3 separate regions of the Mus musculus genome follow, and regions 2 and 3 are each linked to region 1. The links are chromatin loops, found by intact Hi-C in ENCODE. Cell type or tissue: gastrocnemius. All regions are shown on one strand. Links, peaks and the distances in the headings refer to the core of each region. The heading gives the core; the rest is flanking DNA.

What was found. Hi-C counts contacts between places; a loop is a spot of excess contacts. Peaks named below come from ENCODE experiments on the same cell type or tissue, not always from the same donor. Only the 100,000 strongest peaks of a DNase experiment are listed, where the experiment ranks them.
Region 2: a loop joins it to region 1, with 3 times the contacts of the local background. A loop is called at or near these places in 16 of 42 quality-filtered maps.
Region 3: a loop joins it to region 1, with 8 times the contacts of the local background. A loop is called at or near these places in 16 of 42 quality-filtered maps.

The regions. Positions count from the first base shown.
Region 1 is chr17:32,490,330-32,500,513 of GRCm38, forward strand. It overlaps Cyp4f39 (cytochrome P450, family 4, subfamily f, polypeptide 39), which reads left to right. Exons shown (of 14, transcript NM_177307.3): 12 at 814-878; 13 at 1,478-1,560; 14 at 1,973-2,991. The coding sequence ends at 2,150. Among named protein-coding and RNA genes, the nearest start is that of Cyp4f17, 11 kb to the right of the region's middle. In gastrocnemius, for the core only: a CTCF peak has its summit at 4,509 (motif pointing left); a DNase peak (open chromatin) is centred at 4,490; H3K4me3 peaks cover 661 bases; H3K27ac peaks cover 328 bases.
Region 2 is chr17:32,137,093-32,147,276 of GRCm38, forward strand. Notch3 (notch 3) reads right to left here. Exons shown (of 33, transcript NM_008716.3): 18 at 10,170-10,184; 19 at 9,889-10,036; 20 at 9,315-9,499; 21 at 7,610-7,742; 22 at 7,275-7,532; 23 at 7,076-7,194; 24 at 6,152-6,717; 25 at 4,125-4,457; 26 at 2,553-2,707; 27 at 2,039-2,261; 28 at 724-808. It overlaps Gm41568 (a long non-coding RNA gene), which reads left to right and starts at 2,702. Exons shown (of 2, transcript XR_876749.3): 1 at 2,702-3,046; 2 at 3,836-5,843. In gastrocnemius, for the core only: a CTCF peak has its summit at 6,257 (motif pointing right); a DNase peak (open chromatin) is centred at 6,280; H3K4me3 peaks cover 783 bases; H3K27ac peaks cover 400 bases.
Region 3 is chr17:32,382,755-32,392,938 of GRCm38, forward strand. It overlaps Wiz (widely-interspaced zinc finger motifs), which reads right to left and starts at 5,063. Exons shown (of 11, transcript NM_001372227.1): 1 at 4,819-5,063. The coding sequence starts at 5,005. It overlaps Rasal3 (RAS protein activator like 3), which reads right to left. Exons shown (of 18, transcript NM_001374604.1): 15 at 9,644-10,034; 16 at 9,292-9,449; 17 at 8,582-8,645; 18 at 7,905-8,481. The coding sequence ends at 8,326. In gastrocnemius, for the core only: a CTCF peak has its summit at 4,454 (motif pointing right); DNase peaks (open chromatin) are centred at 28, 1,084, 4,129, 4,472 and 1 more place; H3K4me3 peaks cover 1,925 bases; H3K27ac peaks cover 3,957 bases.

The DNA.
Region 1 (10,184 bases), core at 1,491-9,490:
ATTCAGGTGGAAAGGAAGGAGAGGGTGAGGCAGGGCTGGATCTGGGTAGGCATTAATGATAGAAGGTCAGCATCTTTAAAAAAAATAGGCTGCTGCTGCTGATGGTGTGCAGGCGTGCACACACACACACATACACACACACACACACACACATGCACACACATAGGAAGGTCAGAGGACAGTTTTCAGCAGTTTTCTCTTCTTTTACCATGAGTTCTAAGGCTTGAACCCTTGTCTTCTGGATTTCACAGAAAGCACTTTTACATGCTGAACATTTTGGGAGGGGCTGGACCCGAGGGTCAGGTTTGTTTAGTTGCTATCTACTTCCCGAGAATCAAGTTGTATTTGTGGTCATGCTGGGAGCTCAGGCCTAAGTACCACCCAGTCTCTAAGGAGAGGCCCCACGTATTTGAAGTCCAGGGAGAAAATGTGGAAGGTCACGTTCTCCAAGATGTAAGAGCAAGTGTGTGTATGGAACAGAACTTCAGAGTCCAGATGGTGTGTGTTTTGAGTGCCAAATACAGGCACCCGACTCTACCCAAAGGAAAGAAGGGAGCCAAGGGAAGTGGCAGGAGCAATACTGTCATCTTGTATGGACAGTGAGGCCACGTGGAAGGGCTAGGAAGGGGCAGAGAGAGTAGAAAGGGCAGCAACTGTTTTCACAGAAGGATGGACAGGAAGTGGCAGCTGGCTCACAGGGATCCATCCTACGACTGCAGGAAGAGCTGAGGTGTGTGTGTGTGTGTGTGTGTGTGTGTGTTTCCAGAGACTCCCTTGGGACCCACTGATTCCAACTGTCCGTCCCCCCCTCAGGAATTATCTGCTTGGTCAGCATCTACGGGACCCACCACAACCCCATAGTGTGGCCTGACTCTAAGGTAAGTTCCTGCTTTTGTTGTCCCATGGCCATGGCTCCTTCTTAGGCCTGCTTGCAGGGACTGGCCCTGCTGTTACTCACTGACTCACTCAGTCCTTGTTAATTCACAAGGTCAATAAATAGTCACTGAGCACCTACTGTGTGTCACACTTCTGTGCTTAGCAGTGATAACCTATAACGACACACTGCGTATGCCCTCATGGACCTTAAAGTAAAGCTCACGACAACTAGCCAATAGATAAGATCATTTTGGGCATTGCTAAATGTTCTAAGGAGGTACAAACAGATGAGGTGGGAGGAATTACTCTCAAGAAATCCAGAGAGGCCCCAAAGACAAGGTAATGTTTGAACTGAGACCTAATGAGTATGAAGAACAGGCCTGTTCAAGGCTGAGAAGACATTAAGTGCAAAAGCCCTGAGGTAGAAAAAGAGCCTGGGTGCGTGACAACAGGGGACAGGCATGAATAGTTTGAAGTGTGTGTGATAGATTGGAACAAATGGCCCCAAGGTGTTCCAGCTATAGGGGTCCTCAGAGGTTGAGGTGCAGGTGGGCTGGATGGTTGGGACAGTCCTCAGACTCACCCAGGCAATCTTGTCTAGGTATACAATCCTTACCGTTTTGACCCGGACACCCCACAGCAGCGCTCTCCACTGGCCTTTGTACCTTTCTCAGCAGGTCCCAGGTAAGGACCCAAACTAACCCCAAACATGGGAGGGGCAGAGTCATTGTCGGATCAGGAGTGTGCCCCATGGAAGCAGGGACCAAGCGACACCCACAAGTAATTTTAGGCAACTCAAGTCCTTTCTGCTTCCCTAACTGAACCAAGAGGTTCCGAATCAGACTGCAATTCCGTCCTTGAGAACAGGGTACTCCTCCATTATGTCGGACCCCGGGTTCTGGACTCACATACTTCCAATAGCTCTGTGATGCTGTCATCATTCGGGTTCTACAGAGGAAGGAACTGAAGCTTAGATAAGGGCGCTCATCTGTCAGGATGCATTGGTAGTAGTAAGCTGTGTGTTAGGATTTGAACGTTTGACTCCATTGTTGCACATCCTAAGAATTCTTGAGTCTCATTTGAACCCTTCCTTCAGGAATTGCATCGGGCAGAGCTTCGCCATGGCAGAGATGCGTGTAGTCGTGGCGCTGACACTGCTGCGCTTCCGCCTGAGCGTGGACCGAACCCACAAGGTGCGGAGGAAGCCGGAGCTTATTCTACGCACGGAGAACGGCCTTTGGCTCAATGTAGAGCCTCTACCCTCACGGGCCTGAGTGCGCCCTTGCTCCGCGGATCCTGGGATTCAGGGATTCAGGCTCCGCCCGCTCAGGCCTAGATCACGCCTCCAATAGCATGGATCCGCCCCCAAGATATTGAGGGCGTTGACTACGCTCCTCGAAAGTACTGGAGGACAAAGCTTTGTTTGTAGAGGAGTATCTTGTTGGTGCTGACTTCGCCCCTCAGGACAAGACTCCACCCTTGGGATTTGATTCCACCCTCTGAGGTCGAAATTACGCTTTGAATTATTGTCACCGGCCCTCAGCTTGAGGGAATGATGCTAGGCCACGCCCCACTCGGGCCTAGGCCACGCCCCAGTCAGATTACCCTGGCCCTGCGGATTCTGATTCCTAGGCCCAGCTCACAGAAACTTGGACCTAAGACTCACCACTGGGGTTGTATCCTCTGGCTTTCCCTCTGCCTATGCCCAAGTTAGCTTCTAAATGGAGGATTTAGAAGCCGGAGTCTGAGGTTGCAGTCCTGAATCTTCAACATCCTTTCCCAAGACCCACAGCTCCATGAAAGGACAGTTCAAGCTCTCAGGATTTAGGCTGTTTGCTTTGTTGTTTTGTAAACCTGGGCCCTTGCAAGCCCCTTCCTTCTTGGTCACCGTCCCTTTGCTGAGTTTTCTCAATTTTAAGAGTGAGAGTAAAAGCAAGAGGATCCAAACACCGTCCATCTCATCCGGTCCTAGATTTGGAGCCCAAGGTGGGGAGGTGGGCCTCTTGACAGTCGGGAAGCAACTGGGACATACTTATTTGATCTGGAACTAAACTCAGGTTTTTTTTTGGGACAATTTGTGCTCCGTTTATTTGGTCAATAGATTGCATATTAATTCAATGTCTACTGGCATGGGGCCAGGCATCCAGCCCAGCCTAGTTCTTCCTTCTCATCAGAGAGGATCAGAAGTTGAACAATTATACCTGTGAATGATTATTCACAATGCATGCATGACACATGCTTCAAACATGAGACCCCTGGTTCTGGGTGAATGTGACAGAGGTATGGGGGGTGGAGGATCACGGGAAGTCTGAGGCTGAAGTAAGAGCAGAAGTTGAGTGGACTGTGGGAAGGGAAGAGTGTCCCAGGCAGAGGAACAGTGTCAGCAAAGGCCTGGGTTGGGAAAGAGCACAAAAAGTTCACAGCAGTTTTAGTGTCTGTTAAATGAGATAATCAGAAGTCATCCAAACCATGGAGCAATGCGTGGATCAGGTGCAAACACGCGGGAAGACAATTGAGCTCTGGCAAGAGTCATTCTATCTCAAGTTCAAGGCCAGCTAGGGCCAGGTGGACACCCAGTGTCCAAGAAAGCAAGGTCTAGGGATGTGTTGGGAATGGAGTGCTCACCCACCTCAGCCTGGGAAGAACACGGGAAGCATTAGGTCTCATCTGAATCTCATTACAGTAACTGTAACATCTGGGTGTGGGAGCAGACTGGAGGAAGGGTAGTGGGCAGAGAGCAACAGGGAGTCATGGAAGGTATGAGCAGGCACTGGGAAAGACATGGTCAGCCCGGGCTTCGTATCAATGGAATGACTCTTGCCACGACTCAGTTGTATTCCCACATGCCCTTGGTTAATAGCCACAGTTTGGATGACTCTGATTGTCTCATTTAATAGATGCTAAAACAGGTCTCAGAGGGGAGCAACTCACTCAATATCCTTATCTTGGGGTCTCAGCACAGATCCTCTGTCCAGCAGGTGCCTAGAGGATCTGCTAAACTGAATTTAATGACCGTGGCAGTGGCAGAGCTGCCTTGTGTCCTGGTGGCATGTGATGGGGTCGTCGGCTGATGTCCACTGTCCACGGTGTTTGCCGGCTGAGTAGTAAGCTTACAGACTTCAATCCTAGCCACTAGCTCTTACAGTGTCGCCAGGATGGAGGAGCTCCTACAAGCCCGTCATTCTCCAAAGACTTCTCAGTTTTTTTCATATGTAACCTTGTCCTCCTCCAGAGACATGACAAAACAAAACAATCACAAAAATTTGGTTTGGGAAGGCAGTATTTATGAGAGCTAATCCTGGTCAGGGCCTTTTCTAGAGGTGGCCTTGGGCAGCAGACTGCTCTTCTCTGCTCCTCAATTTTCCCTGGTACTGTGAGTCTTGCAGTATCATAAAGTTTGAAATTAATGAACCTCGTGAAGGTGAATAAATGAGAGGAGGAAGGGAGAGGTGGGGCCACAGTTCAAGCCACACCTTTATGCCCTCCTGCCAACACTCTTTCTTAAGGCAGGGTTTCAGGTGGCACCATTAGGCCTGCATATACAGTCTGTGTGATTGATGCTTTTAAGAGGAGGCTGGGGAGGAGGTTCCCTGTTTCTCTCATATGTGTGTAAGAGGCTCCCTCTGCTGGTCAGAGGCACCAGGCTATAAAGTTAATTCCTCCAAGAATTCTCATGTTTATGTGTGAATGCCCACAGATATGCTACATCTTATGTGCACTGGTGATCCTGAATGTGTCTAAGTGACAGCATGCACACATCTTAGTGTCTGTGTGTGTATATATGTAATATGTGTTCATGTGTTTGTGGCAAAGCAGGAAAAATACCATTCACTGTGCCTGCAACCTTCCACACCAGCTGTGCTTATGGTCAATGTCACAGCTCCATGCCCCAGTAACTAGCCTTGATCCTTGTTGTGCAGGCTCCACACTCTAGAGAGACACTGCCTTTGAAGCAGTACTGGGTCTTCACTGCATTGTAAACTTCCTTCACGTTGCCCTTGGCTCCCGTCTCTCTTTCCTACTCCACTTCCCCAGGAATGTTTCTGATGTTTCCTGGGATACCCTCCCAAAAAGATGCTTGGCAGTTGAAGCCTTGTCTTAGGATTGCTGCCAAGTAAAGTCTTTACCCTGGAATCCTTAGATCAGGATCTGCTGCTGGTGAGTTTAAACTAAGATACAGTGATGGCCCCTCCAGATCCTTTAGTGCTGTGGATTGGACTCCTCAACCCATGGAGATTCAGGGTCCTGGTACTCAGGTGGGCAAGGAGTCAGCAAGATGACAAACAGACATGGACACCAGAGAGAGTGCTGTATTCGAATGTAATGTCTCAAAGCGAGCATCAGACTTATAACCCAGAAGAAAAACAAGGAAGTTAGGTGATACATCAGCCAAGGTACATTGAGATGCATAATGACTCTTTACACAAAACAGAGAAAATGCATACATAAAAGGTAACAGGAACCAGGCAGTGTTTACAACTGAGATAAGATCAGTCCTATCTAAAGTCAACTATTCACAAGAGCCAGGTGAAAGTGCTAATATGCTCAGGTGTAATTCTGGTCTATTGTACAACCCACCACCAGGGGTTTTCCGCTCTAGCTAACCTTTTCTTGAATAATACAATTCTCTAGTTCCTCCTTAAACCACAACCCTCCTTCTTCCTAGACCATTGTAAATTCCTGCATATAGGAGTGACTCGGCTGTAATTCCAAGTTTACTTTGTTGAACTAGCCCTGAGAGTTTTAGCTCTTATCCAGTAAAATACTGCAAGAAAGCATGCAAGACCTTCCACACTATCGCAGGGACAAATCTGTTTATGGGGCACCAGAGACTCTCCAGGAGACAAGTTTCTGTAAAACTTTTTGCCTCAGGATTGTGGCCAAGCTTTTGGACTTGCCACGAAGACTTCACTGGAGTGGGTATGGCACTTTAGTCCTATTCTTGTATCCTGATTACCAAGGAGGTATTTGAGATCAGAGTATAGTTAAGTCTTAAACCCTGGAACAAATGACTGAAGTGCCTATTTGACATATCAAAGTGGGTCTGATCTCCAGGTTCTCTCAGCATCTCTCAGCCCCTACCTGTTACAGGATCCTTGCATACCCTGTTCCTACACTGAACTCTCTAGCCAGATGGTGGTAGTGGTGAATGGGTCGCTGGGTTGGGCTGTTTTTACCTATATAATCCAACCATTTTGGTTACCCAGCCCTTTTGTCCCTTTGCCCTCTTGGGTGTTGCACCTTGTTTCCTCTTGTAGTAGTTTGAATATGTTTGGCTCAGGGAGTGGCACTATTTGAAGGTGTGGCCTTGGAGTAGGTGTGTTACTGTGGGTGTGGGCTTTAAGACTCTCACCCTAGCTGCCTGGAAGTCAGTATTCTGCTAACAACTTTCAGATGAAGATGTAGAACTCTCAGCTCCTCCTGCACCATGCCTACCTTAATCTCACCTTGATGATACAGGACCGAACCACTGAACCTTTAAGCTGGTCCCAATTAAATGTCGTTCTTTTAAGAGTTGCCTTGGTCATGGTGTCTGTATACATCAGTAAAACCCTAAGACAGACACATAATTAACATTTTTAGTTTTATATTTTTTTGCTAACTTGATTATGTGTTTCTTGAACATCAACTTCATAGATGTCAATGCCCTGTGAAAACATCAAAATATTACTGTTGACTCTTTCTCTAAAGAACCAGTCCAGGGATGAAAGCTAACGCTCCTCTCCTTGACTCTGGCCAGTCCACATGACTTCCCGGATGTGGCATTTATATCATAGAAGGTCCACAGTTTCCTTCCAGTCCCACTACACTACAAGATCTTGACCCCAATAGACATGTTAAGAGGAAACCCAAGTAGCCACAAGGAGAGGCCTTGTCTGAAAGGCCATGAGATCCCCAACTGTTTGTCCACCATAAGAGTCAGCCATCTTGGAAATGGCTCCTTCCTATTCTGATGAGCTGCTTTGTTCAATAGAACATAGATAATACTGTTCAATAGAACATAGATAATACTGTTCAATAGATCACAGAATGCTAGCCCTACTGAGCCCTCCCCAAAGTATGAATTTCTACACGTATAAGCAATTTCCCCTAATCACTACTTTTTTACAACCAGCCAGGGAGGGATGGAGGGAAAAGGAGGGGGTGTTTACCATACTACTTAACACATGGTTAGAATAGACAGAATGAAGCACGTGGTTAACACCTGCTTTATGAAAGATTGACGGCATAGGCACCAGCTATGATGCTGTGTCCTTTGGCACACAGTCAAGGAACTCACTGCTGAAAAACCCCCTCACAAGTTCTCTGACTCTTAGCAGGCTATTAGGAAAGCAATGTGCACCTGGCTTGGTGTAAGACAGACCAAGGTCAAAGCTGGGCTCTGCTAGTCATCAGCAAGTGATTCACACTTGAATGGAAAAAATAATAATAAAGAAAGGATATGTCTGCCCCTAGGTATGGTAGAGAAGGATGTTTATTGTAGATAAAAGGGAGAGCATAGCCAGAGGCAGAGATTTCTAAGAGTCCAGAATGAACATAATCTGACTGAGCTGAGCCATGTGAGCCATTCTGTTCATTTCTGAGCTGAGCTATTCTGTTCATTTTCTTGAACACGATGTGACTTCACACTTTTCTATGGGTAGATAACACTCCATTGTATTTATATGGTACATGTTCAATAAACACGTACCAAATAATAAACAACTCAACAGCTTCAGGAAGTCCTAGAAACTGACTAGATTCATCAGGCCCCCACCTTTTCCAAGCTGATGTAAGCTGTAAAAATAGTGGAGAGACTCTTTGACCTATTGAGTTACCTGCAAGTTGTACATGTAGTGAGCTTTAGGATTCCAGCTTTTTTTCGAGCTGTCATCCTTGTTAATAAAAGCTTTTGGTGATGCAGCTGGCTTTGAATCATCTTTGCTAGTGTAGGGAATCCTCACCCACACTTCCATAAGTTGGACTTTTGCTGCACCTTTATTCTGGTCTGTTGTTGGTTCCCTGTGTGGGATGAGTGAACATTTGTTTACATCTCCCCAGGAACAGTATCGCTCAACGACACAACACTTAATTTTTAAAATTAATTAATTAAATGAGTAGGAATGTTTTGCCCACATGTATCGTACAACCTGTGTTTCATGGGGGCCAGAAGAGGTCACCAGATCTCCTGGGACCAGTGTCACAGACAGCTGTGAACAGCTACATGGGTGCTGGGAATCAATTTCAGGTCCTCCACAAGAGAAGCCAGTGTTCTTAAATGCTGAGCTATCTCTTCAGTCCACATAGCACTTTTTCTTAAAAAGCAAGTTGCATATTTCCAATACATAATAGCTCAGAATAAATTTTGCACTACAAGATGGAGAAACGAGACTACAATAAGCCTGAAAGCCATCAAGAAAAGCAGAAAACCATCCGTATCTGGCACCTAGGGCTTATGATCAACTCATCTGGGCTCCAACAGTCCTGCCTCTTCAGCCCTGCCTGCTGAAGCTCACATAGACTCTTTCTTGGGCCAGTTTCACTGTGTGCCTGATGTTCTTCTCAGTGGCTATCCAATGGTTCTGTATTTCTAGCATCTTATGGTTTCTACTGGGGATTAGGCTTGATCTTCCCAGTTTTGAGCAACTGCATCTCACATCCATCTTGCAGGAAATCTTACCTGAATACACAGTGCTTGGCCTCAGAGGTTTTCTGGAATTTTGGTGTAAATCTTCACTGTTGCCACATTGAAGCTGCTAAGTTCTGCTGCCAGCTGGAGATATAATCTTAATTTCTTCAACTGCTGTGACCTCTGCGTGCCTTTGAGTTTAACCTTGGGGGGGGGGGAATCCCTCTAAGTGGCCATTTTGCAGTAGGAATCCCTTCAGCAATATTCCTCACATATGTGTGTGTGTGTGTGTGTGTGTGTGTGTGTGTGTGTGTGTGTGTGTGTGAATTAATGAATTAATTAAGTATGGCACACACAAGAAGGTCATAAGACAACATTGAGGTGTTAGCTCTGTCCATCCAACATGGGATCAGACATCAGGCTACTGAGCCACTTCACTGGCCCATGGATATATTGGAACCATTTATGGTTGGAGCCTTGTGGTAGGACATATCTTGTGGGTCCTAATGCAAAGCTGGGTGTTTCAGCTGCCCTTCTGTGTAAGCTGGAGTCCTAAAGGTGTAGGTTCCAACAGATGTGCTGGCAAGAAACTGCAATCAAACACATCCTTATGTAGGCCTCCAGCAGAAGGTGTGACCCAGATTAAAGGTGTGAACCACGACACCTGGATTTGGATCTTGCTCTGTCCCAGGCTGGCCTTGAACTCAAAGATCTGCTTTTCTCTGTCTCCTGGAATTAAAGGTGTATACTACCTTACCTGGGCCTAAGCTTTTCATGGCAACTATGCTTCAAGACCTGGACCACAGATGTGCCCTCCATTTCTGGATTGTAGTTCATTCCAGATGAAGTCAAATTGACAACCAGGAATAGCCATTGCACCTAGATAGCTTCCAAATAATTGAGACAAGGACCTATTGATTTATTCAACAAGCTTTAAGCACAGTACCACTGAGCAGATATTCCTAGACCTCTATGCTATCTTAGCTATTCCCCAGTCCCATGTCCTGAGTTACTTGTATTTAGTTTCTTCTTGGCTCACTTTGCTATAACTCTTTGTCATCATAGAGAACTCCCTTGGTGATTTTTCCTCATGGCAACCATCTTCTTCCCCTACTGCCATGGACCGGCCTCAGTCAGCTTCCCTCAATCAGCAGGAAATTAGGGTTCTGGACAGGTGGGCAAGGAGTTGTTGATGAAAAGGGTGACAAACAGACATGGACACAGAGGAGTATGGCATTTGGATGTAATTTTGTCGAAGTTAGCATTAGTTTTATATAATACAGAAAACAAAGGAGTAGGGTGTCACAGCAGGCAAGGTACATTGAAGTTATCTGACACAAAACAGAGAACCGCCTTCAAAGGGCTGGCAGGAACCAGGCAATGTTTACAGTTAAGAATTAAAAGCAGCCCTGCCTAGAGTCAGCTAATGACAGGGACCAGGAGATGATTTCACACTGTAGTCACAATTTATGCTGTTCCTTTGAGCCTTGTGAAAGCCTGCACCAGGGGGTTCTGCTCTAGCAGACCTTTTCATGAATAATGCAGTACTGTAATTCCTCCTAAGTATCTGTAGGGAATCTCCATTTGTCAGAAGAGCTCACCAACTTTCTTCTAATATACAATGTAGTCTGCCATACCTGACTGTAATGAAGATTCTAAGTATACTTTGCTAAGCTTGCCCTGAGATTTCTAACTCTTA
Region 2 (10,184 bases), core at 1,266-9,265, 350 kb before region 1:
GAGCACAGCCCAAATAAATGGGTGTGGTTCCTAAAGATAGATGGAACCCTAGAGCAGCTGGGGACACTTTCAGGCTGGGGATGCTAGACAAGGAACAGAAAACAATCACTCTGTGGACTAGGGTGTTCCCTCTAGGGCATTGGTTCTCACTCTTCTTAATGCTGCCACCCTTTAATATAGTTCCTCATGTTGTGATGACCCCCCAGCCATAAAATTATTTTCACTGCTACTTCATAACTGTAATTTTGCTACTATTATGAATCATAATGTAAAAACCTGTGTTTTTCAATGGTCTTAGGTAACCTCTGTGGAAAGGTTGTTCACTGGGACTACCTGTGTACCACAAGACGCCTGGCTTTCTTTTCTTTCTTTACCGACTGAGCCATCTGAAACTGAAGAGCGCAGCCCAAATAGGTTCACAACCCACAGGTTAAGAGCTGCTGCTCTAGGGTGACCCTAGGCAGACCTGGGAGCAGGAACCTGTGTGAGGAGGAACCATATGAAGAAGGGGAAGCCCCACCCACCCAGGGAACCCATGGTAAATCTCTGTTCCTCCCAACACAGCAACAGAATCACATTAAGGGAAAAGTGAGGTCCACACAGATGTGGAAATTGTCTGGGGCTGAGGCAATCGGGAGAAGAGAGACTTCCCTGGGCTCTCCAGCTGTTAGGGGATCCCAACTTGGAACCCTGAAGGAAAGAGTCAGAGAAGCAGGTTAATACCTTCAGTCTCTTGGCCTCTGGACATTCTGAGTCATTCAAGTCTGTGACCACCTCCCCCATCAGACTCTCACCCTTGGCCATGTTCCTTGGGGAAAACAAGAAGAAAAAGACGTGAGAAAGTACACTAGAGAACTCTGGCCTGGGAAGAGGGTTTAGGGTTTGGTTCAGGCAGAGGTCATAGAGGTAGGTAAGGGGTCAGGAACTGAGGAGGGGTCCTGGGTCGTTGACAAAGATTCCAATGATGGATAGGAGGATAGAGATGAAGTTGCAGGAAGCATGTCAGGTGGCAATCAAAATGTTTTCTCTTTCCATCTGTGAGTGCAGGTGTGTGTTTTGGGTGCACAGGTCTGAGGTTGATAAAGAGGAATCTCTCCTCAGTCTTGGTCATCGAGGAAGGGTCCCTCAATCAAACCAAGAGCTCACGGATATGACTAGACTCACTAGTCAGCTTGCTCTAGGGACCAGGACTCCATCTTCCAAGTCAGGCTGCCGGGCCCACTGAGCACTTAAGGATTTTATGGCATTTATACAGGTTCTAGGGATCCAAACAACGGTCTTTATACCTGCTCCACACCTCACATCTGAGGTGGCCAGACTCATAAGGTGAACTCAGAGTCAAGAGTGGCACACACAATGGAACATGGATGCATGAGGATAGATGAGACAAACTGCAGGGGCAAAGGAAGTTTCCTCTCATAACTTTGATAAAGGAGTTATCAAAGCTCATGGAAGAGGAGTTACTCTCTTGTGACAAACGGGATAGCCAGGCTTGAAACATCAGGATGAGGAGTCAGGAGTTATGGTGTCATAGGGAAGGGTTAAGGTCAGAATATGGCTATTGGTGTTGAGGAATAAGTCAAGTTGAAGGCTTGGGATTGAGGATCACAAGGGAATTAACACAGGATTGGGTAGAAACAGGGGTCTGAGGTGAGGTCAAAGGTACAGGTGGGTTGAAGCCAGAGATGATTCAGGAGTCATCAAGGATACAGTCGTGGTCAGGGACAGGTTGAAATGACAAAAGTCTTGAGGTTAGCAGTCATAAGAATGAATTTTGTGAGGTTAGTTCAGGATGGCGTCAGGGAAAGATATGAGTCAGGAAATGTATAGAAATAGAAAATCACGTCAAGGGATAGGGGTTGGGGCAATCCTCAGGGATCATGGGGTCATAGGTCAAGAGGATTAACACTGAAGGCCCAGATGGAGTCTGTAGTTAAGGTTAGGCTGGGGTCAGAGGTTGGAATATGACCGAGGTGAGTATGGTCTAGAGCTTACAAGGGACCCACAGTTGGGGATGTAGAGCATGTGAGGTTCTTACTTCATTCCCAGTGCATCTTGTCCCACAGGCTCCCTCCGGCCCTTGTGGCCAGCAGCTATGTCCTTGTGTAATGCAAAACCCTCAGGGAACCAGAGGGTGCTGTGTTCTCGCTTTCGCCTGGCAACCATGACACCCAGGATGAAGATGATGAGTAGAAAGACAGCCCCTGCCACCAGCAGTGGCAGCAGTGGCACGCTCTGCTCTGGGGCCTCCAGCGGCTCTCCTGTAGGATGGAAGCAGCAGATGAGCCTTCAGCCAAGTATCAGGGCAGGAACGAGTGAGCAGATTTCAGCCATGGGCGATACTCAGCTATAAGCAGGGCTGTAGCCGTGGAGCAGGACTACAAGTAAGGTTTCAATTTTAAGTGGCTCTTACCCATGGGGTTGGCTTAGCTATGGGACAGCTTCAGCCAGAAGATGGGGCTTTACTCACAGGGCTTCAACCATACTATAGGATTCAACCATCTCTGGGGCTACACGCTCTAATGTACTACCCTCTCTTCTTCCCAGCTCACCTCGCACATCCCGAAGTGGGTATGGGAAATCAAGTCGCTCCACTGCTGACAAGGCTCCCAGGTAGTCAGCAGCACTCTGGGCATCAGGGAAGCAGTGGTCATTCTCAGCTGACTGCAGACAGAGCCGGTTGTCAATCTCCAGCATCACCACAGAGCTGTGGGAACAGAGCAGAGGGACCCAAAGGCTCAACACTTGTCTACAGCATCCTAGACACCCGACCTCAGAGAGCCACATCCGTCTCCACTCTCCATGTCTCTACCACCCACCCAGCTCTCAGCTGGCATCCAACTCCACTGTCTCTCCCAACAGATCTTATTGGTCACAGTGTCTCAAAGCTGTGAATTCAATAATGTCTTCATTCGCCCTGGTAGAGTCTGTTGGTGTCGCCCTTTGCTGGGACAGTGTACCATGTCAGTTTCTCTAAAAGCTTGCTTTTTCTCCTTTATCCTTCTTTGTGGTATTGGAGATGAACTTGGGGCCTTGAATATACAAGGTAGGTTCTCTACCACTGAGCCACGTCCTCTACTGTCCCCCAATTCTTAGGTCTCTGAGAGTCCTTAGATTCCTTCTTCATTTCCTTCTCTCCTGCTTCCTTGATTCTCCCTTCTTTCCCTCCAATGGCCTCCAATACCCAGTTGTCTTGTATGCATCTTCAGCCCTCAGTCATCTCCTGGGGTTCCTCCCCATACCTCAAGACCCCCTAAGAATAGCAAGTTCCAAGGTGGCCCCTGCTTAGCCCTATGTCCTCATCACTAAGCCACTTTAGCCAAGAAAGGGGCCATGTGTCACCTCACCCATCTACTTGACTTCTGCCTGCATCCAATCAGAACCCACAAACCACAGCATCTCTAAAGTTCAGCTCTCCTTTCCTTGTCAGGGCCCAATCTTCAGGCCCTGGTCCACCCTCAAAAAAATGCCTCTCCCACTTCAGGTTCCCCCTACCAGGTCACCAGTGAGCAAGTTCTACAACTTTTGTGAGATGAGGGGAAAGGGGAATGAAGAGAGTGGGGAGGAAAGAGAGTGAGTGTCGGGGGCGATATTGTATGCCTGCAATCCTAGTACTTGGAAGGGCTGAGTAGGAGAACCATGAGTTCAAAGCCAACCTGGGCTACAGATTGAATTTCAGGTTAGTGCCTATAAAACACAAACAAAGCAAACAACGAGAAGAAAACAACAAACAAGCCAGCGAAATGGCTCACAGGCAACATGCTCATCATGCAAGCCTGACATCCTGATGAGAAGAGAGAACTGACTTCACACTGTTGTCCTCTAACCTCTACAGGCATGCGTCGTCATGGCACTTGGGGACCTACACACACACATCATGCACACAAGAAGGTGCTGTCACCTGCATTTGAAGAGTAAAATCTCAGCGCTGCAGCGAGGCTCCCTGTAGTGTACAGAGGATGAACCCCCCCCCCCCCCATAGCAAAGATGTCAACCCGACAGACACGGAAAAACCTGTGGAAGACGCCTTGCCAAGAGAGCTCTCAACTAAGAAGCGTGAAACAGACGGTCTGGACCACGGGTGCCCTAACCGCTGTACCCAGCCCTGAGCCACAGTCACTCACCCGATCACCTCAGGACCCAGCTCACGACGGACCCGGGATTCAGAGCCAGGGCTTGGCCGGTGATAGGGGAAGACCATGGCCTGGCCACGTGCGTCCAAGCGGAAGCGCAGTGAGGTGCGCAGAATAGCGCTGAGTCGCTGCAGAAAGTCGGCACTGGAGCGCAGCAACTCTTCAGGAGGCAGAAGAACTGTGAGGACCAGAACCCCTCGGGCCAAAAGGGCCGGGACCTCGCTGGCACAGTCCAGCCCATCCCAGCCGCATTCCTCAGTGTTGCAGCCCTGGTCACAACGGCCATCTGCAAAGTGGTCGGCGCAGTACTTCTCATAAACAGGGCTGGGGACAGAGAACACAAACTCAGAGATTCTTCGGGTCACCTAAATGCACACACAGAGAATAGCAGTAGTGGACAGTGCTGGTATGGGGTTGGGGATGGTGGTGGTGGGAAATGTTCTTGCATATGCTTTCTGCAAATGCAGTCGTTGGCTGCATAAGCACAAGTTCTGTGTTCCTAATTTGAAATAATTGGGACTAAAACTATTTCAGAGTTCAAATTATAGTTTTAGAATATTTACACATATGCTTAAATATTATATATGCAAATAAATGCAATGAGATATCTTTCTATAAATATTTTAAGATAAGATCTCATGTATCTCAAGCTGGCCTCAAACTCCCTATGTTAGTCAGACAGGCTGGCATATACCTTTAATTCCAGTACTCCAGAGGCAGAGACAAGGATATCTCTGTGTGTTCAGGGCCAGCCTGATTTACACAGCCAATTCCAGCCAGGAATTGTGAGGCCCTATTTTTATTTTTATTATTTATTTATTTATTTATTTTATTTATTTATTTTGGTTTTTCGAGACAGGGTTTCTCTGTGTAGCTCTGGCTGTCCTGGAACTCACTTTGTAGACCAGGCTGGCTTTGAACTCAGATATCCACTTGCTTCTGCCTCCCAAGTGCTGGAATTAAAGGCATGCGCCACCACACCTGGCTGAAGCCTTATTTTTAACAAAGAAAACAAAACTATGTTGCTGAGGGTGATCTTGAACTTATTATCCTCCTGATCCACCTGCTGAGAGCCAAGATTACAAGCACACAGCACCTCTCACAGTTTAGGTGGTGCTGGGGACCCAAGCCTGGCTCTGTGGATGTTAGGCAAGCATTCCATCAAGTGAGCTACATCCCCAGCCCTCTATACATAATTTATATAAGGCACCTCTGGGATGAGGCCCAAGTCTAAAGACAAAAATACACATACCCAAAAGTAACTATATATTTTTAGTGTGCCTGCCTTTGGTGGTTGTTTTATTTCCATGCTGGGCGGGGATTGAACCAAGGGCCACATGCCATCTAGGAAGGTGCTCTGCCACTACAGACCAACCTGTGTCTGAATTTTGACTGTAACTTATCATTGGGGCAAAGGATGGAATTTTCCACTGTGGCATCATGCCCATGCCCCACATGGCTCAGGGATTCAGGTTTGGGATTTGGGATGCTCAACCAGTATCACTATTGTATGCTCTTGAATGAGCACCTGCTGTGGGCTCCTGTTTTGCTTTGTTTGTTTGTTTGTTTGTTTTTGTTTTGAGACAGGGTATCACTGTGTGGCCTTGGCTGGCCTAGAACTCACTATGTAGATCATGCTGGCCTTGAATCCCTACAGAGACCTGCTGTCTATGCCTCTGAAATGCTGGCATTAAAATGTGTGAGCAACTAGACCCAGTTTAATTTTTAAAATTTTAAGAAAGACAAATGAACAAGTCCTAAGTGTGGACAGATGGGATGTGTAACTGCAGGCAGACAGAAGCAAATGGGCAAGATATATAGGTAAAAATATAAATAGGCAGAGATGAGGCACATGGGTGGAAACAGGCGGATGAAACCACCAGTGCCCTGGTGGTAGCAGCTGGAAGGGACAGCCCATCAGACGAGCCAAAAACAGACTGACAGACAAACTGGGACAGATGTGGCTCACTGACAGTGCAACATATAGATAGACAGAAGGACAGAGTCAGGGGGCTCACTTGCAGGTGCGGTCGCGGCCACCAGAGTAGCAGTCAAAGTTGTCATAGAGGCAGGCTGGAGAGCTGCAGGCCGGGTCACACCGGCTGTTGTTGAAGAGACGCCAGCACTGCAGTGCCTCACACTGCCTCCAGGGGTCGTCCACGTTCAGTGAGCAGTCACCGCCATCCCAGCCACAGCCTGGGGTGTTGCACTCACGATCGCAGTTCTGGTCCCCTCGCTTGGCCTGGCAAGCCGCTCGCGGGCACCGTGGCTCCTCGGGGACCTCAGGGGCTGCGGAAGGGGTCTCACAACGCGGGCCGCCCCAGCCCGGAGCGCACACACAGCGGAAGAAAGGGACACTCTGTACAGGTAGGCATGAGCCCCCATGCAGACAAGGGGCAGAGGCGCAGCTGGCGTTAGTAGCTCCTGAGGGTGACGCCCTAGAAACCCGGCAGGAGGGCCCGGACAGCCCCGGAGGACAAGCGCAGCGTGGTCCACGGGCTGTCTGCTGGCATGGGATACCCACTGGGCACTGCAGCTCTCGGCAAGAGCGTGCCACCCGCTCACAACGCAGACCCCAGAATGGCTAATGGTGAAGTGAGGAGACAGAAAGAGAAAAAATTGGTAGTGAGAAGAAACAGGAGAGTGGAAAAGAGAGAAAAGAATGGAGGTCAAGACTTGAGAAATGCTGACACCCCACCCCCACCCCTCCAATTCCAGCAACCTTTCCTCTACTGACCTCATTTTGAAGATAAGCCATACCTCCCCAGGAGGCAACAAAGCCAAGTCACAATTTCACTAAGTTACACTCCAAACCATAATTTCATAATTTCATAATTTCAGAACCTCCTTTCCTTCTACTTTTCCCGTATAGACCTATGCTTCCCTAAAGCCACAGGCCTTTTCTTTCCCCAAGGGTTCCAACCCCTACCAATCACACCTACCGGGACACAGTGACAGGTGAAGGTCAGCCCACCTCCACGGCCTAGGCTGTGACGGCACTGGCCTCCATGCTGACATGGCTGGGACTCACAGGGGGACAGAGCAATCTGACAGCGAGGCCCTGAACAAACAGATGCAGGAGGATCAACTACAGAAGCAGAACCACATCAGGTTTCTGGCCAGGCTCTCTGCCATTCTTACCTGTGAAGCCAGGATGGCAGACGCAGCGGAAATGCCCACCTGGATCTTGTAGGCAGTCCCGAGTATGCGCTGCATGGCAGGCACCCGGGCGACACTCATTGATGTCTGCCTCACAGTGCAGACCTGTGTATCCTGGGGGACAGTTACAGCGGAAGCCACCCACCAGGTCCACACAGGTGCCATTGTGTAGGCACTGAACGCCTGAGTCCAAGGATGGGCCTAGGTCACAGTCGTCCTCATTGATCTCACAGAGAACTCCTAGGGTATAGGAGCATGGTCAGTGGAGGCTAGAAACTCATCCTCTTATCCTGCCCCCAACCCTGGCCTTAACATACCCAGTGTGCCAGGGGGACAGGAACAGAGATAGCGGGCCACAAGATCGATACAGGAGCCTCCGTTCTGGCAGGGCTGGGAAGCACACTCATCTATATTATCCTCACAACTGTCACCAGCATAGCCAGCTGGACACTGTATTGAGGCAAGAAAGGAATTCACTCAGCCCCGAGGGACACAGACGTGCCTCGGCATACCTGTGAGCACACAGAATCTCACCACAAAAGGACACACATAGACATCCAACACAAAGCCAGTGTAGGGGGCAGACTTACCCAGTACAAGGAAACACACTGTGCCCACACTTGTTATCTGTGTGTGTGCATGAACTTGAACCAAACCTAGACCTATCTGGGAAGAGGGAATCTTGCTTGAGAAACTGCCTCCTTCAGATTGGCCTATAGCATGTCTGTGGGGGCATTTTCTTGAGTGCTGATTGATGTGGGAAGACCCAGACCGCTCCGGGAAAGCAACACAATTCTATGGTCTCTGCTTCAGTTCTGGACGATGGTTCCCTGCCTTGGGCTTCTTTCACAGCCTCCCTCAATGATGGACAGTAACCTGTAAGCTGAAGTAAATCCTCTCCTCCCTCAAGTTGCTATTGGTCAGGGTGAGACTGGGAAGGCCACCAGCACACTCAGTACAGAGGGAGATAGGCTGATGAGAACACGCAGGAAAAATACCCAGGTACCCCAGACCACATGTCCAGACACAATGGTAAGTCACTCATACCCAGAGAGAGACACAGAACTGGAGACAGAAACTCACATGCCCCAAGTCCATCCACAAGTGCATGAGGGTTAAGGAGCTGCAGAGATGGTTCAGTGGGTAAGAGCGCTTGCTGCACACACGTGAAGATTTGAGTTCAAATCCTCAGTACCTACTTAAAAAGCTAGGTGTGGTCTTCTATGTGTGTCACCCAGGTGTGGGGTGGGGGAGGCAGGAGGATCACTGGGGCTCACCATCTACAGCCTAACTTGAGGTTCAGTGAGAGAACCGCAGGCGAACAAAGTACAGTGATAGAGGGGACACCTGATGTCTGCCCCTGACCTCTGCATTTACACTCCTGTGCACACACACACACAGACATATACCCATAAAAGGACTGCTAGGCCAGGCCTGGTTGCTCATTCCTTTAATCCTAGCACCCACGAGGCTGAGGTAGGTAGATCTCTAATAGTTTAAGCCCACCAGAGCTACATAGTGAGACTCTGTCTCAAAATAGAAAGAAAGAAAGAAAGAAAGAAAGAAAGAAAGAAAGAAAGAAAGAAAGAAAGAAAGAAAGAAAGAAAGAGAAGGAAAGAAGGGAAAGGAAAAGATAAAGAAAAGGAGGAAAGAAAAGACACGCAGACAAGTATTATGGCGCATGACTGTTATCTAGCACTCATATAGAGCCAGAGGCAGAAGGATTGCTGTGACTTGGAAGCCAGCTTGGACTACATAGCAAATTCCAGGACAGCCAGAGCTTCATAACGAGACCATGTCTCAAAAATCTAACCAAAAAAAAAAAAAAATAAAATAAAATAAAAAAATTCTATAGCAGCCATGCTGACTCTGGATGAAGCTGAGTGATACAGAGTGCTTACCTACTACACATGAAACATCCCTGCTCTCCCACCGACGGGGGAGGGGAAGGACCCACACCAGGACACAGAAACACAGGCAAGCATGACTGACTTCTCTTCCCTCTCCCTGAGACGCACTTACCTCACACACATAGCCCCCCATGTAACCACGGCAAGTGCCCCCGTGCTGGCAAGGCTGGGCCGTGCAGGGATCCACCTCGTGTTCACAGTGACTACCCGTACGGCCCTCTGGACACACACAGTAGTGGGAGCGGCCCTTGTCTATGCACTTTCCACCTTCCTGACACAGCTGCTCCAACCTCACCCCTGAAAAGCAGAGGGTGACATCAGACTCAGAGGTGGCCATGCCACCTTTCCTATTCCGGCCACATCACACATTCATCTAACATCCCCACTGCCATCAATCCCTAGTGTCTCACCCACATCCAAAAGCTGTCAGGCCACTTGTCAGCTAACCTGGTCTCTTTCCACAGCACCACTTTGATGACTCTATCAGCTTAGTCACACACACACCCAGCTGTCTCACTGTGACAGATATAGTCACACTCTGGCCAGTTATTCCAGTCACACACATACTGAGCCACACACCTCATTAGTCCCATATGTTGTATGGCGCTCTCATTTGGCTCATGCCAGCAAGAGGGATGCACCACCACCCTTCAGCCCCACACGCACGCACCACATGCTTCCCTCACCCATCTGGGCTGCGGCCTCCGTGCAGGGCAGGCTTTGTATGTCGCACAGGCGGCCACTCCATCCAGGTGGACAAATGCAGTAAGCCCCAGTCTGGACACAGCGACCCCCATTCTGACAGGGTGCCTGGCTGCACCAGTCCACTGGGTTCTGCAAAAGAAATCTTCAAGATCAGTGCTGGGAGAGACCCTAGAAACCAGATGGCCTTATCCCTTCAGGATGCCCCCCACGGGTCCCCCCTCATTTCTGGACTCTTCCACCAAGGACCTCAGACACCACCCACCTGACACTGACTCCC
Region 3 (10,184 bases), core at 1-8,000, 110 kb before region 1:
AAGCAGGGAGTAAGCCAATTGCCTGGGCCAAGGTTAACACGCTGGGGGACTTGTGCCCTGGCCAGGGCCTGACAGATGCAATTGCTGGATCAACCTCAATTTGAGGATGGTCCAGAAAGGGCGAGGGCTGGCACGGATTCTTCCAATACCCCACCATCCAATTTTCCCTGGTAATTAAAAGCCTACCACTGGGGATAGAAGAATGAAAATGAGAGGGAGTGGTCAGGAAGGTATGGTCTGTCTGCTGAGCCTGACAAAAGGGCTGTTACAATGGCATGGCCTCAAAATGTGGGGCAGAGGTACAAAAATTTGCATATCCTAGAGCAGAGTGGTCTTAGTCTTGACCCTTGGGGGAGGGTCCTTCTGTGGGCTGAGGCAGTACGGCACACTGTAGGATAATCCACGATGTCTTTGGCCTCTACTCGCCCATGGGACAGTAATTCCTACCTATCCTGCAATCATGCCAACTGACAATGTCTGCACACATCCTCCAAAGTGTCCCCTGTGGGACCTGACTGTCCCCATTTGAGAACCATGGAGGCAGACCCACTCCCTGCTCCTAGCAGGGATACTCTGGGGTTTAAGGACAAAAGTTATGATGAGGCACTGGAGAAGACAGTGGGAGCTGGGAAAACAACCCTAAGAAACAGGGTCTATCCTAGACACAGTCACAGCTGAGAGCTAATCAGGAGAAAGTGACCAATTAGTGGATAACCAGTCCCAGCACAGCCTAGAGATGTGGGTCTGAGGGTCCCAGGTGTCCTGTTTCTGAAATTCTGAGTGTCCCAGATTTGATGGCTATGCGCAATGGCTGTTGTCTAAGAATTCCGTGAGCCAGGGGGGCACACTGGCCTCTTTGAGCAGCTCCAGTGAGGCTCCTATTTTTAGTGGCAGCAAGTTTGGAAGAAGGAGACCAAGCAGGGACTATATCTGAGACAGCTTGGAGGTGGGGACTTTGCCCAGAAGCCTCCACGCTGAGGGAGATCCAGAAGTCCCAGTGGCACCTCGGATGCAACTCTGAGTCAGTGGCAGTGCCAGAATCCCTCACTGACTCCTGCGATGTGGGGTCCCCGACACAGCTTACAAACGAGAGGAAAGAGTGCCCATGAGCCACTTAAACTCCAAGCCAGGCAGCCAGCAGCTTGGCAGAGTTGCCAAGAATCTAGACTTTGTTGCCAGACAACTCCAAGTGCATGGCCCAGCTGTGACCAGAAGTGGCCTTTCAGCTCCAAGCCTCTGTTTTTTCCTCAGTACAATGCAAGCAGCCATGAAACCAGCTTCAAGGAGCCACTGATGGGGGCCAATGAGATCACAGGAAGAGTTCCATCCAGAGAAACAGCGATGGGGAAGGAGGAGATGGGTGTTCTGTAGTGTCAAGGCTGGCTTGATGACGTCCTGGGGTGGAAGCTGGAGGCTAGACTTGTAGCCTCAGGCTTGCTTTCTCCATGTTCTGATTCATTCTCTCCATTCTTTGTTCCCAGGTCCCATGTCCCATGGACAATAGTAGGCATGTACCAGACTCTTCGCTGATCTGAGTGGAACGTGTAAGTCCCACAAGACTTTGCTGTACCTGCAAAGCCTACCTCAGATGTATATGGGACTGCAATGGGGCTTGAGGCAGGGTCCCAACTGATAGCCATATTGGAAGACAGAGCAAGGCAGTGGTATTTCCTTGTCCCGGCAGAGAAGTTTGGGGGTGCCACTCCTGGGAATCCTTGAGGGGTTCTCAGGGCTGCATAGGGATGAGGGAATGCCCAGGCTTCAGGGTGGAATAGCAGCCTCAGAGACTGTTCCTATTTATAGACATCAGGAGACTCCCAGGGCAAGTGCCTAGTCTACAAAGGGGAATCAAGCAGCTGAGGGGCAGTGGGACAGATATCCAGGCTTTCTCTAACCTCCATGCTATGATTTTGCTTCAAGGCAGCCATCCCCACATGTGCTCCCATTTACTCTGGGAGTCATTAAGAGTGGGTTCCATCCCCCTTGGGGGCCCCTTTCTCCTCCTACCTAGGCTGTGAAACAGGTGCACCCATGAATTCCTGGTTGCTCTTCAGTGGGGATGTGGGGTAGTGAAGACACACACCTACCTACCTTCTCCATCTCTCCAGTCTTGGGCCATCTGCTACATGGAGAAAAATGCCTAGTCCCTTGGAATCTACAGAAGATTTCTTGAATTCTTACAAAGTTAAGACTCCAGACCTGCCCTGACTAGCTGTGTAACCTTGGACAAAGTCCTGGTACTCACTGGGTCCTGAGGAGGGGACTGCTAAGGGATAGCCCTCAGCTCCGAGGACCTGCTACTCACCATGCCCCCTCTTGCCTCATACTGGCAGGCGCCAGCCATCCTGTCCCAATCTTTACAAGCTAGGGCTTCTGTACTGATCTCCGTGCTTCATGTTGCTTCCTCCTCACTCTACGTCTTGGTTCATCTTCCCTGACCCAGATGAAGGGCTCCATGACAGCAGGGATGGCATGTGCTAGGCCCCTTCTTTACCACACTCTAGAAAGGTGGGTTCATAAATACCTGAGCATCATGAGAAGAGCTGCTACGCAATGTCAGATCAAGGAGCTCCAAAAGTGTAGAGGGGCCATAAATAAATAAAGGGCTCTGGGAATGGGGCTGAGTGCAAGAGTACATGCCTAACTTTTTGAGGCTCTGGGTTACAAACTCAGCAAAACAAAACACAAAACAAGAAAGAAAACAACAGAAAAGAGTGGGGGGTGGAAAGAAGAAAAATTACTCAAAAGCTTAAAAAGAAGCCTGGCATGGTGGCATACAGCTTTAATCCTAGCACTCGGGAGGGAGGCAGAAGCAGGTAGATTTCTGAGTTCAAGACCAGCCAGATCTACAGAGTGAGTTCCAAGACAACCAGGGAAGACGACACAGAGAAACCCTATCTTAAAAGAAAAAAAAAAACGCACAGCAGAATAAAACAAAAAAACAGGGAGTGACTGGAGAGATGCCTCAGTGTTTAAGAGAACTTTCTGCTCTTCCAAAGGAAGGGTTCAATTCCCAGCATTCACTTGGCAGTTCCCAACTGTCTGTAGTTCCAGTTGCAATGGATCTGATACCTTCTTCTGGCCCCTGCAGATGTTACATACAGGAGCTGCACAGATATATATGTGCACAAAACAACCATACACATAAAATAATAATAATGAAAAAGAAAAAAAACTTAAAAGGGAAGGCTGGGAAGCTCTGAAGTATCTCGGATTCCAGCTCCAGGTATCTAACAGCCCTGGCCTCTTCAGGCACCGGCAGTCACGTGCACATACCCACATACAGACATTCATTCATACCATAAAAATAATCAAAACTTAAAAAATAAGATGAGGCATGGAAATGTAGCTTAGTGGGAGAGTGCTTGCCTAACATGTAAAATGCACAAAACAAAATGCCAGGAGAAAGAACAAGTGAATGAAAGGGAAGTTAATTTAAAACTAAAGAGGGCCGGGCATGGTAGTTCACGCCTTTAGTCCCAGCACTCGTGAGGCAGAGGCAGGCGGATTTCTGAGTTCGAGGCCAGCCTGGTCTACAAAGTGAGTTCCAGGACAGCCAGGACTACACAGAAACCCTGTCTCAAAAAAAAAAAAAAAAAAAAAAAAAAAAAAAAAAAAAAAAAACCAACCAACCAACCAAACAAACAAACAAAAAAACCAAACAAACCAAAAAACAAAAAACCCAAAAAACTAAAGAGGAGGGCTGGGGCAGAACTCAATGGAACAGCTTTTGCAGAGTATGTGCAAGGGCCTACGTGCAATCCCCAGTTCTATAAAGAACAGAATAAAACAAAGAAGGAAGAGGGGTGTAAGGCCACACTACTGACTTCACCCCTCAGGGTTTTGAATTTCCCATTCCTAACATGAGATACTAAATAACGGAGGCTCTTCCGACAAAGGTTCTAAGTATGATGTGAATTGAGAAGACAAAGAACTTGGCATGTAGGAACCACAGAAGAGGTGCTCGGAATTTATTAGAAGGCCAAGTTTTGGGGGACCAGCCACACCAGATTCCTGTTAAGTCCTTAAACATACCAGGCTCCTCCCCTCTGCAGGGCCTTTGCCCATGCTGTCCCGCCACCTGCTGGGCACGTCCCACCACTCATTCTGTGCTGTGCCTCAAACACCACTGTGTCAGGTGGCTTTTCCTGGAGCGCCCAGCCATGGTCCTGGCACTCAGTTTAATATCTGCATAGCCTGCATAACCTGCCCTTATGACATCTGCTCAGTCGTTCCTTGTCCACCTTCCCTTCTGGAATGCCAACCCCTGGAGGACAGGGACTTTTGTCTCTTTATGATTATTTCCCCAGCACCCAGAACAGAAAGTGGCACAGCAGGTGCTCAGTGTTTAATAAACGAACAACAAATTGTGAGGTGGGGACAGTGTGAGCTAGCCTTGTATGGGGTAAATCAAGATGGAAAGAGGCAACTCGAATCTCCCCAGACTTTACCTTACCACTAGAGGGCACTCGCTCAGGAGCTCCACTCCATCAAGACTGCAAGAAGGAACAAGTGGGCTTTGGGCAAAGAGCTCAGGGTACTGACATGGGATTTGGATACAGCTGGTGTCCAGCTTAGAGAGGAAAGCCAGGACACTACAAGTATGAATCCCAGTTTCTTACATCCAGTCATGGGCTCCCAAGACATCTGTTTTCATAAGGGCAAACTGAAAAGCGGTACGTGGAGCACTAAAGGAGGCTATGTGCATCGAACAGAATTCCAATTGCAACTCAGCCCCTGCTGGGTGGGGTGACCTGACTCTCTCTGGGCCTGGGGGACCAAGTGGGAAGCTTCTTTAGGGCCACAGAGCCCTCTTACCAGAAATGCCACTTCTGCCATCCAGAATGTCTCGAGGGCCTTCTTTGGTGATTGGCAGGTAATGAGAAGATGGAAAGATATCACCTTCCCCCTCAGCAGCCTCAGCCCCACTCTCGATGTCCTCTCTTGGAGCGGGGCCTCGAGGATGATCCGGGGCAGCCAGGCCACCTGCCAGTAACCCCTCCATGGGTGCCAGCCGTGAATCTTCACTCAGTACCTGGCAGGTTCAGCAGGACATTGTGGGCCTGGAGACAAAGACAAGGAAGACCTTAAGAGAGTAAGAAGAGAATTCTGTTTGTTCTCCCCTCTCTCAGAACCCTAGTCCTCTCCTTCAAAGCCTATGGCCTCAGTTTGTCTCTTAGTTGAAGTGAGGGGTTAAGTGGTGTTGAGGTTCCATTCACTCCTATTATAATCCAATCACCTCTACTGGGAGCGAGTCTCAGTACACTAAAGCGTTCTCTTTCCCCAGCTTCTTCACAGCCTCCATTCACCACAGTTACACACGCACATTCAGTCACCTCAGCCCTCCCTCATCACTCCTTCCACCTCCACCTATTCCTCCCATGGCTCACTCACAGCTTCACCGTGTCCAGCTGCTTTCCTGTGACTGCATAACCTACAGCCATGCCTCCAGTTTCCAGGGTCCCCGCTCTCTCCCCAGTGCAGGGTCTCGAGGGCCCCCATCTTTGCCCTTATACTTTACTCACTTCTGTTGCCCCGTATCAATTACCCCTACACTTTTCCAACATTCACATCCTTCTCCCTACCCAGGAATGTAGGGTTATTAACCCCTTAGCCTCTCCACACGCTCAAGTGACCCCACCATTAACCCTTTCCCTTCTCTTAGCATGATCTCTCATGCATACCAAGCCTGGGCTCCTCCACCCTGCCACCTTCCAATAGTATTGCTTGCATCCTCCACCGATATTGGTTGTTCTGGCCCGAGGATGAAAAGGACCGATGGGGCTCCTGTTTCAGAAATAAGGACCCTGGGGGGGAGGAGGGCGATTGTCCTCTCCACCTATAAATACCTTCAAGGTAGAGCAGAAAGTGAAGGGCAGGAATGAGGCGCTCTCCCCAGGGAGATGGTGGTGAGGCCCGGCCCAGGCAACCGGGGCGGGGCCGGGGCTCCAGGCCTGGTAGCAGGCGTTGCCCTCGAGGGCCTGGGCGCTCCCGGGGGGCCCTACACAGGGTGGGTTGACAGTCTTGGCTGGAGGGGTCCCTGCCCAGGCCTGGAGAAAGCACCTGCGGGTGCCCACTCGGGTAGGCACTGCTGGCGGGGATCGGGCAGGACCGCAACTTCGGAGCACTTTGGCAGCTTGGGGAGGGGGCTCCAGTCCAGATGGTCGTTCCCTACCCCACCTCCCGCAGGGGTCGCAGAGGTAGGGGCGGCGCTGCGCGGACGCACCCTGCGGGGAAGCCAGGGTCCCCAGGATGCGCCCTTCGCCCGTGCACCTCGGGGCGGGAGACCCCGCGGGACGAGCTGAGGTGGGGGGGGAGACACCTGCCTCGAGACCCCCGATCCTCCCCCCACCTGTACAGCCCCGCCCCCTGCAGGCCCCGCCCCTGCAGGCCCCGCCCCTCCCCCGCCCCAGGGGGTCCCGCCCGGCCCGACCGGGCCCAGGCCTCCCCTCCCTGCTCCAGCTCCGCCCCGTCCGCGAGCTTCCCGGGCTGGGTCGAGCCTCACCGGGGGAGGCGTAGTCGCTGGCCGGGAACTCCCCTACTTCATAGGGCCGTCGCTGCCACTACAGCTGCTGCCCCTCTTGGTGCCGGTGCCACGGCCTCCGCAGCCACCGCTGCCTCCACAGCTCGGGGGACATTGTCCCTTTAAATCGCTCCCCCCCCCACCGCCCCGCCCCTCCCCCCCGGCGTGCCGACGTGACCTCAGCGCGACAGCCCCGCCGCGCCGCCATGATGAGGAGGTCTGCCCCCCCTTGTGCCACTTTGGGGGTGGGGTGGGGAATCCAACGGGCGCGCCGCCATATTGGGAGTGGCCAAGCAGGTCACCCTTAAAGGAGCCGCAGGACCTTAGCGTCTAGGGAGGGGCTCTGTTACCATGACAACATACTGTCCTCTGCACCCCACTGGTTCTTTCTATACTAGGTTTGTTAATAACATGTAGGTTTGTTAATAACAGGTGAGTTCACAGCAGGGAAACGTAGAAGTTTTCTCTCGGATCATTCATAGCTCATTGAGGACTCCACCCAGCATCAGTTCTTAGCTTTCAATCTCTGCCAGTCATAAGGTCAGTCGTCTTTCCTCGTTGTTTGTATTGGACGTAAACATCTCCATTACTTTACGTCTGTACCGAATGTTAAGCTCTCCTCCGCCTAGGTTTTGGGATCATGGCCTCCAGACTAGCCCATATACACACATCACAAACTGGTTGCTTTCTCCCATCCATTACCCATTTGTCCACCCATATATCTACATACTCAATCTGTCAACCTCTCAACAACACAATAAACAAATCACCTCTCTAAACACTCATCTATCCAAAAATCCACTTAATCTACCCACTCATATCCCATGTACTAGTCCATTGCTTCTCTATCCACAGTCAAGGGATTCAACAGTCCTACCAACATCCATCCATCCATACAGTCATCCATTAGTTGCATATTTGTCATCACCAAATGGTGACAGGAGTTCATGTCTGTCTACTTTATTATCTTCCCACGGCTCATTTGGGAGTCCCAAAAGACCTCAATAAATGTGAGGTGTGTGTGTGTGTGTGTATTTGATTACTCATTTAGTTCAAGTATTAATTTCCTATTAGCCTTCTCTAAGTAAATATATCCATTTTGATTAGAGATCTGCCTTAAACCAGGTCAAATGATCAGTGAAGTAGCTAACCTAGTCACCTGCCTATTGTCTCATCCACCTTACTCAACCAGCCATAAAACTCAACTGTATTCTCACATACCCTCCATCTGTCTCCCAGACTCATTGCCCTCCCTGCCATAACGTGCCTGGATTGTGATATGGCATCTAGAAAGATTCTGTTACTTGGAGCTTGAAATATTGGTAGGGGATGAGGTTGGATAGGTGGGTGGGAGGTCTGTGCTTCATGGAAAAGCAGGTGGTTCCCCCCAAAAATGATCAATACCCTTTATTGAATACCTTTAACTAAGAGTTTTCCACTATGTGGAGAATTTTTAGATACACTTTACAGAGGAGAGAATGGAGTCTCTTAAAGTGACAACCTTAGATCACACCAATTGTGAGGATCTGCTCATTATTTCCAACTTCAGGAGACTTCAAATTAGGTATGAATTTGGGAGACCTGAATGGAGAACTGGGCATTCTCTTGTATTAATCATTTGTAGGGGCAGAGAAACCGGTGATTTTCTGAAATGGATTTACTGGGCAACCTCACAGTTACCAGAGTGATTGACACCTCCCACTCTGTCCCCCACTGAAGGCCATGAAGGGCTGAGGCAGTCAGAAAATCCTCTGTAGTGGCTCTCTTGGCTTCCAGACCATATATGGAGTGGGGTGAAATGCTCAAGTGCCCATTGACAGATCAGCTCCATTGACACATGGTGCTTTGAGAGGCAGGGGCTGGCTCCGAGATCCTGGTGTTTTTGAAAGAAGTTGCAGGCTTTGGAGGCTATCCCTCAGCTGGTCCTGAGAACATTCCATCTCAGTCAGGCGCTGTTCCTGGGAAGGCAGTGGAAGTGGGTTTGAGGTTGGGGTGAAGGTTGGGGGTATATACCAAGCACACTCCCTACTCCCCTCCAGTCTCAGGCAAGAGTCTTACCAGACTTTTCAGCCTGTGGCTTCCGTTGCTTGGGAGACCACCCTTAGAATCCAACTTTGAGATACTGTGGGGGTCAGGGGCAAGAGAGTGGGCAAGTCAGAAACAGAGAAAGTCCCTTTCATCCTGAGTGCACTGCCAAGAATTCAGTGGGCAGGGCTTGGAGTGAAGTTGGGGTTTAGAGAGCAGGGCATAAGTATATCTGAAGCAAGGTTTGATTAGAGCTTGGCATAGCTAAGATGCAAAGACTAGCCAAGTGTAGTGGTGCAACCCTGTAACTCAAGGTGGGGGGTTGAGGCTAAAGCCCAAGAGGATGGAGAGAGAGTGCGTGGTTAGCCTGGACTACAAAGTTAAATCTAGTTTCACAGAAGGAACACACTGGGGTGGGGTGGGGTGATGGAATGCTTAATCAATTTGAAGGCTGAGACTGACCAATGGGCAGGAAGGGCCCAGATGGCCTAATCGGGTTATAAGGGGCTGGTTGAGGGGGTGTGAGTAAATAAAAGGACTAGTCAAAGACAGGTGTGAGATAGGCCCTGCAGGGAGAGGCTGCCAGGGCTTGAACTGGTAACTTGAGGGTGACACATCTAGGTTATAGAACTGTTAAGACCTAGAGGCGGGATGGTTTAGGCGGGGAGGGACTTTCTGGAAGAGATTTGGGCCATCCTGACCAAGAACCTGGGATAAGAGCTACTGTGAAGGGCAGGGCTCACCCAGCTCCCAGTCTGGAGTACAGATCCTGCAGCTGACAGCGGAAGTGCTCCTGCTGCTCCTTCAAGGCTTGGACTTGGGTACTCAACGACTCCACCAGAAGGGACAGAGCTTTCTGTGCCTCGCGGAATATAGCCACCTCACATTGTATCTCTGCTAGCTGTGGGAAGACAGTAGCTGTAATCTGACATTTCTTCAGGTCCCTTCCTCATTTTATCACATTTCTACCCTGTTGGGGAACTTGTAGGTCGGGGAAAATGTCTCAGAGTTAGATGAGCCTAAGATCCTTTCTTAGTCTGGCTCCTTATCCTCAGCCTGTCCCAAACCCTGGCGAGGATCTGGACCGGATGTCACCTTGCCCACTGGTCGGTGCGTTCCCGTAGTTTGGTATCGGTCCCCCGGCTGGTCCATTTGGCGCTGCCATGGTACCGATGGCTTCCGAGGTAGCGAGGCAGAAGCCCTAGTCCAGGCCCGTCCGCAAGGCGCGGGGCCCATGCGTAGGGAGCCTTTGGGCCGCGGCTTGGAACCTGCAGAAGGGCGACGGTGGGTAGGACGTCTGGCAGGGACGCTCTGTGTGCGCAGCACTGGCCGCGGCCGCCTCTGGGGCCGCTCCTCATCTGGCCGCCGACTGGCCCAGCTTCCTGCCCCTTGAAAGCTGCGCAGAGATTGACTCTTGGAAATGAGGGGAGTGTGCTTGGGGAGGTCTCGGGGTGCCAGGAAGCCGGGTTTCTCCCCTGAAAAGAAGCTGGAGGTGGGATGTGAAAGTTCAGACCTTCAGTTGGCTCTGGAGACGACCCCACCCCAGCCTAGAGCCAGAAACAACCCCACCTTTAGAATCCTCTTAGGACAAGAATTGACCTATGACTTTGATGAGACCCTGTCCTTGACTTCTATC